2 separate regions of the Homo sapiens genome follow, and region 2 is linked to region 1. Evidence: read pairs that join two places in POLR2A ChIA-PET (ENCODE). Cell type or tissue: PC-3. All regions are shown on one strand.

Region 1 (4,000 bases):
GAACTCATGCTGGGCTCCTTCTTCAGGATTCTCAGTGGGTCTGAGCTGTGGGAAGCTAGCATTCTGTTATCTCAGGGGCACGTGGAGCTCTTTCCACCAAGACCTCCTGATTGGCATGGATAAAGCCCCAGAGGCTGCTTTCAAATGAGGCCAGAGTAATGGAGCATAATGGAGCAAACCTCCTGGTGGAAGAGTTCAGTCCTACTGCAGTGATAAATCAGGAAGCCTTTATGAGGGGCCAGTAATGGGACAGTGGGGAGTGAGTTGCCAAACCTGGCTCCACATGACTTCGAGGCTCCTTTGTGGGTCCTGTTTTTAGTGCCAATGGGGGATTCAGGCTCAATCTTTTCTGGGTGTCCTGGGAATATTCTGAAGGGTTTAATTTGGATAGTTTTAGAGTTGCATCTGTTATAAAGATTTAATAATGAGTTTTTATGGCACTTGGAGCCTGGTTTTGTTAGATGTTACTTTAGAAATAATAACAGCACTTTATTGCTGTTATTATTGAGTGCTTACTATATACTAGGTGCATTATTCATCATAATCATTAACAGTGAATTTTTTTTTTGAGATGGAGTCTCTCTCTGTTGCCCGGGCTGAGTGCAGTGCTGTGATCTCGACTCACTGCAACCTCCACCTCTTGGGTTCAAGCAATTCTCCTGCCTCAGCCTCCTGAGTAGCTAGGACTACAGGTGCACACCACCACGCCTGGCTAAGTTTTGTATTTTTAGTAGAGATGGGGGGATTTCACCATGTTGGCCAGACTGGTCTTGAACTCCTGACCTCAAGTGATCCACCTGCCTCGGCTTCCCAAAGTGCTGGGATTATAGGAGTGAGCCACCCCACCCAGCCAACAACGAATATTAATGCAGTACTTATGATGTACCAAACTCATAAGCACACTTACCTCACCAGGTCTTAGAAGAACACTCCCTCTGGAGCCATCACTTACGCGTGAGGACATTGAGGCCCTGAGCTTAGATAACTTGTTCAAAATGGCCCTGCTGATAAGCTACATGGACGAAGTCAGCGGTTTTGGGCATGTCTTTCCACCAGCTTCTGGAAGAACAGCACACAGGCCGTTCCCCTCTCCCCCATTTTAAAGTGGCAGGAGAAGGTGGAATGAAGAAAATAAATAGGGCTGTTCCTGGCTCTGTGTGGTCAGAGGGTGATACTGGTTCAGGGTCCAGCTTATCAGTGCTGCACTGATATTCACAGAGCATTCGGCTCCGGAGGCTTTGCACTGTTTGTAATGCATTGTCAAAACTTGGTGTTGGCTGCCTGTTTAAAGAATTGATTTAATAAACACCGCGTTTCTGGATGTTTGGTTTCTTTGTTTTTGTTTGGGGTCATGGAGGTGGGATCCTGGAAGAGTTGGATGGAAGTGTATTTGACAGGAGAAATTCTGGGTGTGTTTAAAAATCAAGCCACCACAGATTCTGATGCAGCCTTCTTGAAGACAGGTGTGTGTGGGCAGGTGTGCTGGGGGCACTGGGATGGGCAGAGGAAGTGGTGGGGTTTGTAGGTGGAAACGCAGGGCTGGCTTTGTTGTTGTCTGCACGGCCCTCCAGGCTACAGTCATTAACTGCACCAATACTGCCACTAATAGGTGGGTGATTCAGCTCCTTCCTGCATTTTATTACCGGACAGAGACTTTAACAGCCCTTTGATTTAGCAAGTTAATAAAGTAAGTGATCAGGCTCCACTGTTTAACCACTGACTGGATGGCCTGGGGCTTGTTGCTTTCTGGGAACCCTTCTGATATTGTTTTAAAATTAAAAGGAGAGAAAGTTATGGAATTTGAGTGCTCTACTTGAGTCTCCTGGCTCCTTCCTAGGCAGCCTCACCAGCCCAGCATGCCTGGCCTCCTTCCAGTGCCAAGCTTCCTCTGGTTATGTCGTCCAGTGACTGGCTGGCTGGCACGGCCAGGATCTGATGGGCTCCGTGGGTGTCACTGGCCAGGGGTTAATATCCAAGGGATTTGAAGGTCCTGGCTGTCTTTGAGGGAGAGAGTTGGATGAGAATGTAGGGTCTCGTGATGGGGTCCTGTATTAATTTCTCGTGGCTGCCATAATAAATTAGCACAAACTGATGGCTTAAAACACCAGAAATTTATTCTTTCATGGTTCTGGAGGCCAGAAGTCTGAAATCAAGGTGTCAGCAGGGCCATGCTTCCTCCAAAGTCTCTAGGGAAGGATCCTTCTGTGCCTCTTCTAATTTCTGGTGGTTGCTGGCAATCCTTAGTGACCTTGGCTTGTAGAGATGTCATCAGGTCTCGGCCTCTGTTGTCATCACATGGCCTTCTCCCTCTGTGAATCCATGCATGTGTCTCTCCTCTCCTTATAAGACACAGTCATGTTGGATTTGGGGTCTACTCTATTCCAATATGACTTCATCTTAACTAATGATATCTGCAAAGACTCTATTTCCAAATAAGGTCACATTTTGAGGCTCTGGGTGGATGTGAACGTTGGGGGGACACTATTCAACCCAGTCCGGGTTTTTCAGGAACAAGTGACAAAGAGGCGGGGACGGTGGCAAACTGATTCATAAAAGGAGGCGCGACGAGAGCCAGGCTCAGGATTCCCAAACAGTTTAGGCAGCACTGTGCAGTCGATCTTCCTGAGATGATGGGATACAGTTCTGTCACTATGCCACTTGAAATATGCCCAGTGTGGCTAAGGACCTGGGTTTTAAATTGTATCTCATTTAAATAGTCACACAGGACTAGTGGCAACCATGGCAGACAGTGAGGCTCTAAACCCTCCTGAGAATAAAATAAGAGAAGGAGGGTTTGAATGTTTAATAGTTTGGGCAAGGTCATTTGCATCCAGGGTGGTCACCGGGGGCTTACAAGGCTAAGCAAGGTAGACCGTTACTCTGTTTCCCTCCTTGATTAGGAAAAATCCTCTGTGACATACAGCCAGCCAGGCTGCATTTCACTTGGGGTCCTCTGGACCCCAGGCGTGGCCATTAATCTGGGCTGTGAGTGGTTACCTCACTCATGTGTAGTCACACACACAGAGCATCCCATGCCCCACTCCAGAGTACTCACGCCCTGGGCCCTGCGATTTGTTAGTTCCATCCCTGGAATCCTCCTATGGGCAACTTAGAAAGGAGGTGCCTTGGGGGTGCCCACAGGTGGCCCTACCTTCATCTCCTGGGTCAAAGAATGCTTCCTGGAGGAAGTGATGCTTGAGCTGAGACCAGTTGCTGCTGCAGAGTCCTGTCTGTTTTCAGTACGTGAGAGTGAGCTGAGAACTTAGGACTGCAGGTCTTTAGAACCAGAAGGAACCCCAGCAATCATCGGGACAATGGTCTTGCAAGTTCTGAAACCACCAGAGGCTCTTCTTCAAAGGAAAGATCACCTGTACTCTTGATATGTAGAGCCAGTAACAGAGGTGGGTGCTGCTTTGGATGGGGAGGTGGGAGGAGAAGGAGGCCAGAGACCTTCTCAGGGCTCCACCTTCCCTCCTCTGTGGACCCTGTAGCATAGGGTGAGGAAATCACAGGTCAAGGCTGGCATCCCTGTGGCAGACCAAGAACTGGAGGTTCAGAGAGGTAGAGAAACTTGACAAGGTCACACAGCAAATTGATGAATATTGTCAATTGGAAGATTTTGAGGATCTATTCCTGGACCCCCAACCCCCTGACATCCTTGACACCCTTCTTGAAAGAAGATAATTTGGTCCAGTTGTCAGCTATTAACACTGTGGGATATCTGCTCTCTGATCAGATGCTCTTTCTGATTTTAATCCCATCAGGAAATGGTGTTTTGATTAGTTGCTATTGTTGTTTCGCAGACTGACTGAGATTCGTAGGTAATCCTAAATTGTGCATATTACCCTTCCTAGCATGTGCCTGCTATGTGCCAGACACTGGGCAGAGTCCTTCCTCTCACTGTGTCATTTATTCTCCATGGATCCCTGATACTGGTATTATTGACTCCATTCTATAGATGAGAAAACTGAGGCTCGGAGAGGTAGAGAGTAGGATTCAA
Region 2 (4,000 bases), 420 kb after region 1:
TATACACCACACCACACACACAACACATGCAGATACACCACATCACACACACAATACACATGCACACACACACCACACCACACCCACCACACACACAACATACATAACATAATACACACAGACACACCACACACAGACACACACACCACACATATACATCACACCACACACACAACACATGCACAGACACACCACACACAGACACACACACCACACTTACTACACATAGATATACACCACACCACACACCCACACATACACAACACACATGCACACACACACCACACACACCACACATACCACACATACCACACATAGCTATACGTCATACATACCACACACACGCACATAACACACACAACACACATGTACACACACCACACAGACATACCACACACAGACACACACAGCACATAGCATACATAGATATACACAACACACATGCACATACACAACACACGTGCGCACACACACACCACACACACACACCACACACACCACATATACCACAAATAGCTATATGCCACACATACCACACACACGCACATAACACACAACACACATGTACACACACCACGCAGACATACCACACACACATCACACATACTACACATAGGGCACACCACACCCACACAACACACACAGACACACCACAGCACACACACAAAACACACATGCACACACACACCACACACAGACACACCACATACATGGATATACACTACACAGAGACACCACATACACAGATATAGACCACACATCACACACCACACACGCACCAACACACGCCACACACACACCACACCACGTACACAATTCCATCCCACACCCCCGCCACTCACTCAGCAACCTCTTCGCCTTCATGTGGTCTGGGCAGGGTGCGGGCCAGCAGGGCGCCCCTGGGCTGCTCATCTCCACTCAGGTGTTGTGCCCCTCCGGCACAGCCGGCCTTAGCCTGAACCTAAGAAGAAAGGGCAGAGCCGCTTTTTGAGCTCGGGAGGCTGTGTGTCCTGCCAGCGGCACACAGCCCCGAGGCAGCGGCTGGGCCTGAGACACTTGGGCCTGCAGGGGACATCCCAGGAGTGCACCGGGGCTGGCCAGGCAGGGGCCTGTGGGGTGTGGGGCTGGCAGCTGGCAGCCAGCAGTGCCGCCGAACGCCCACTTGCGCCAGCCGCTAGTTTCCAGGGCCAGCTCACGAGCCAGCGGGCATGCTGGGCCCAGACGGCCCTAGGGTGTCCTGCCAGGGAGAGGCGTCCTCTGCGAGGGTGGCCTGGGAGGGGCAGGGCGGGCAGGGTCATCTGACACCTCGCATTTCCTCCAGGCAAGGACACCAGGCTGGCGGCCAGGGCCACCCCCAACTCGCAGTGTGGCCTGAGACACGCTGCAGACTTCCGTACAATCGGGGGGCGGGGGCAGGTAGAGGGTCCAGTGCTGCCGCTGAGCTGACCACCCCTTGTCGGGGATTCCGGTCCCCGGGCGCAGGGCGACGTGCGAGGGGGCCGCGGCCACAAGAGGGCATCTGAGCTTCAACCAGCAGGGAGCCGCGGCCAAGAGGCCTCCAGGTGGGGTTCAGGGGCTGAGAGTAGTTGGGGTTGAACTGGAGCTGAATCTTGCGGGAGGGGGCAGACTACCTGTGTGTGCCCCCAGGCAACCCCTTAGCCACTCTTCATCTCTTTTCATCTGATGGCAGCACTACCTTGCTTCAGGAAATATTTGCTGAGTACACACATGAATGAATGAAGTGAAGGAGGTATTATTAATAATCAGTGTTTTACAAGTAAGGAGGCAGCTCTGTGCCTACAGGGATTTGCCCAGGTCACACAGCTGGTAGGCATGGAGCCAGTGATGCCCCTGGTTCTGTCTGCCACAGAGCTTTGGAGAAAGCACCAGAAACAACCTGTGGCGTTACCAGCACCCAAGTGCTCAGAGCAGGGACAAAACCCTGGTCCTGGGCCCCTCCAGGGACCCCCTCTGCCACAGAGACCAGGCCTCTCTCTGGTCAGCACTGAGTAATAGTAATCACTAACAAGAAGGAACCCACTGCCACACACTTTACGCTCTCATGAAGCATCACTGTGCCCTGGGTTACAGAGAAGGAAGAAAAGAACTTGCCAGAGGCCACACAGCTTCTGGTTGGAACACTTTGGCCCTGGGAACCCACAATCCCCTCACCATGCTACATCTCCTGGAGACTGTTTTCCAGGAAGGAGCTCCTAGCCACGTCTCTCCAACTGTTCATCCGATGCGGTTTTCTCGCCTGCTCGGTGGCGGCAGAGGTAAATGACAACATAGCCCAGCCCCGTAGACTTCACCCAGAGGAGAAGTCAGACAAGACAGCAGGGGACTCATTCAGGGCAACGTGGGCCATTAAGGGCCCTGTGAATACAGAATCCTGATCCATGACACAATTCCATCACTAATTCCAGATTCCCATCAAGAAGCCAAAAATATAAAAACCCTTCAAGCTGCAAGCCAGGACACCCTGCCACCACTTTGGGGCAAGAACCCCTCATCCTCAGCCCCGCCCTCCCTCTCCCCGTCCCTCAGCCACCTCCTCCACTTCCCCGCGCCTCCCTCCACACCTCCACGCCCCCAGGACCTGAGGCCTGACTTGGCCTTCTCCACCAACACCTGCCTTCATCCTGGGAGTTCCCTGGACCCCTGACGACCTGGCCAACCCCCTACTTCTCCCTCATCACCAACAACTCTCTCCCTCTTTTGTACTTGGCCCAGCCAACCCCACCCATGCCATGGCCTGGGTATCCTCACTCAGAACTACCTCCCCCACCCCATATCCTCCCAACCCCATATTGGCCTGTATCCATGGCCCTCCTTCACTTAGCCCTCCTTCGCTCTCTGACCTCATCACAGCACCTTCCTTCTCCTCCTGGGGGCACTTCCCTCCCTCTCCAACCTGGACCCCAAGGAGCCTTTCTATAGCGATAGTCTTGGGCACCCACCCTGCAAAAGTCTCCCTGCCACTCTGCAAAGATGCAACCATGGGATAAACCAGCCGGCCCTCCCCGAGGAGCCCATCTGTGCCCTGAGCCCTGGACTCCACCCTTCCCTCCTCCCATCTATCCCCCTTCTTCACCTTCTCTTTCCCTGCATCAAGAAACATGCTCTAGCCTGGGCAACAAAACGAGACTTCATCTCTACTAAAAATCAAAAACATTAGCCGGGCGTGGTGGCATATGCCTATAGTCCCAGCTGCCTGTAGTACCAGCTACTCAGGAGGCTGAGGCAGGAGGATCGCTTGAGCCCAGGAGATTGAGGCTGCATTGAGCCAAGATGGCACCACTGCACCTCAGCCTGGCTCAGGCACTCTCAGAACTTCGGGAGGCCGAGGTGGGCGGGATCAAGATCAGCCTGGTCGACATGATGAAACCTCATCTCTACTAAAAATACAAAAATTAGCTGGGCGTGGTGGCGGGTGCCTGTAATCCCAGCTACTTGGGAGGCTGAGGCAGGAGAGTCACTTGAACCTAGAGGCAGAGGTTGCAGTGAGCTGAGATGGCACCACTGCACTCCAGCCTGGGCGACAGAGCAAGACTCCCCATCTCAAAAAACAAACAAACAAGAAAAAAAAAAAAACCCTTCTGAAGCCCTACACTTGGCTCCAACCAGGACCCATCTTTCTTCCCCCTTCCCAGCAAAACATATTCCAGGGTTACCTTTATGACCAGTCTCACTCTTGCACCTGCCGTCTGCTTCCCAGGCCTGCTGCTGTCCACCCCGTATTCCACCAAAATGGTTCTTACTGAGTCACTCAACACATTGTTGTTAAATACAGGGAGTGCTTTTCCATTCTCACCCTGACCAAGAGGCAGACAGCCTGACAACAACCCTGTGAAGTAGGTACTGTGATTGATTATCCCCATTTTGTAGAAGGGATACTGAGGCACAAAGAGGGTAACCGATTTGCTTGAAGTGAAATAGCAGGTAAGCCTCAGAGCTTACCAGGCTCCCTCCCCTGAATATCCCAGAAGAACCTCAGACT

The links. Peaks named below come from ENCODE experiments on the same cell type or tissue, not always from the same donor. Only the 100,000 strongest peaks of a DNase experiment are listed, where the experiment ranks them.
Region 2: POLR2A ChIA-PET joins it to region 1 with 7 read pairs; 2 of 35 experiments call an interaction of 5 or more read pairs at or near these places.

The regions. Positions count from the first base shown.
Region 1 is chr1:41,838,660-41,842,659 of GRCh38, reverse strand. The region is part of intron 1 of HIVEP3 (HIVEP zinc finger 3); the gene reads left to right. Among named protein-coding and RNA genes, the nearest start is that of HIVEP3, 78 kb to the left of the region's middle. In PC-3, a CTCF peak has its summit at 1,583; a DNase peak (open chromatin) is centred at 1,639; H3K27ac peaks cover 2,582 bases.
Region 2 is chr1:41,421,103-41,425,102 of GRCh38, reverse strand. No RefSeq gene overlaps it. Among named protein-coding and RNA genes, the nearest start is that of FOXO6-AS1, 47 kb to the right of the region's middle. RefSeq lists an enhancer at 662-1,219 and a silencer at 1,372-1,666. In PC-3, a CTCF peak has its summit at 1,506 (motif pointing right); no DNase peak of the experiment used is centred here; H3K4me3 peaks cover 1,070 bases.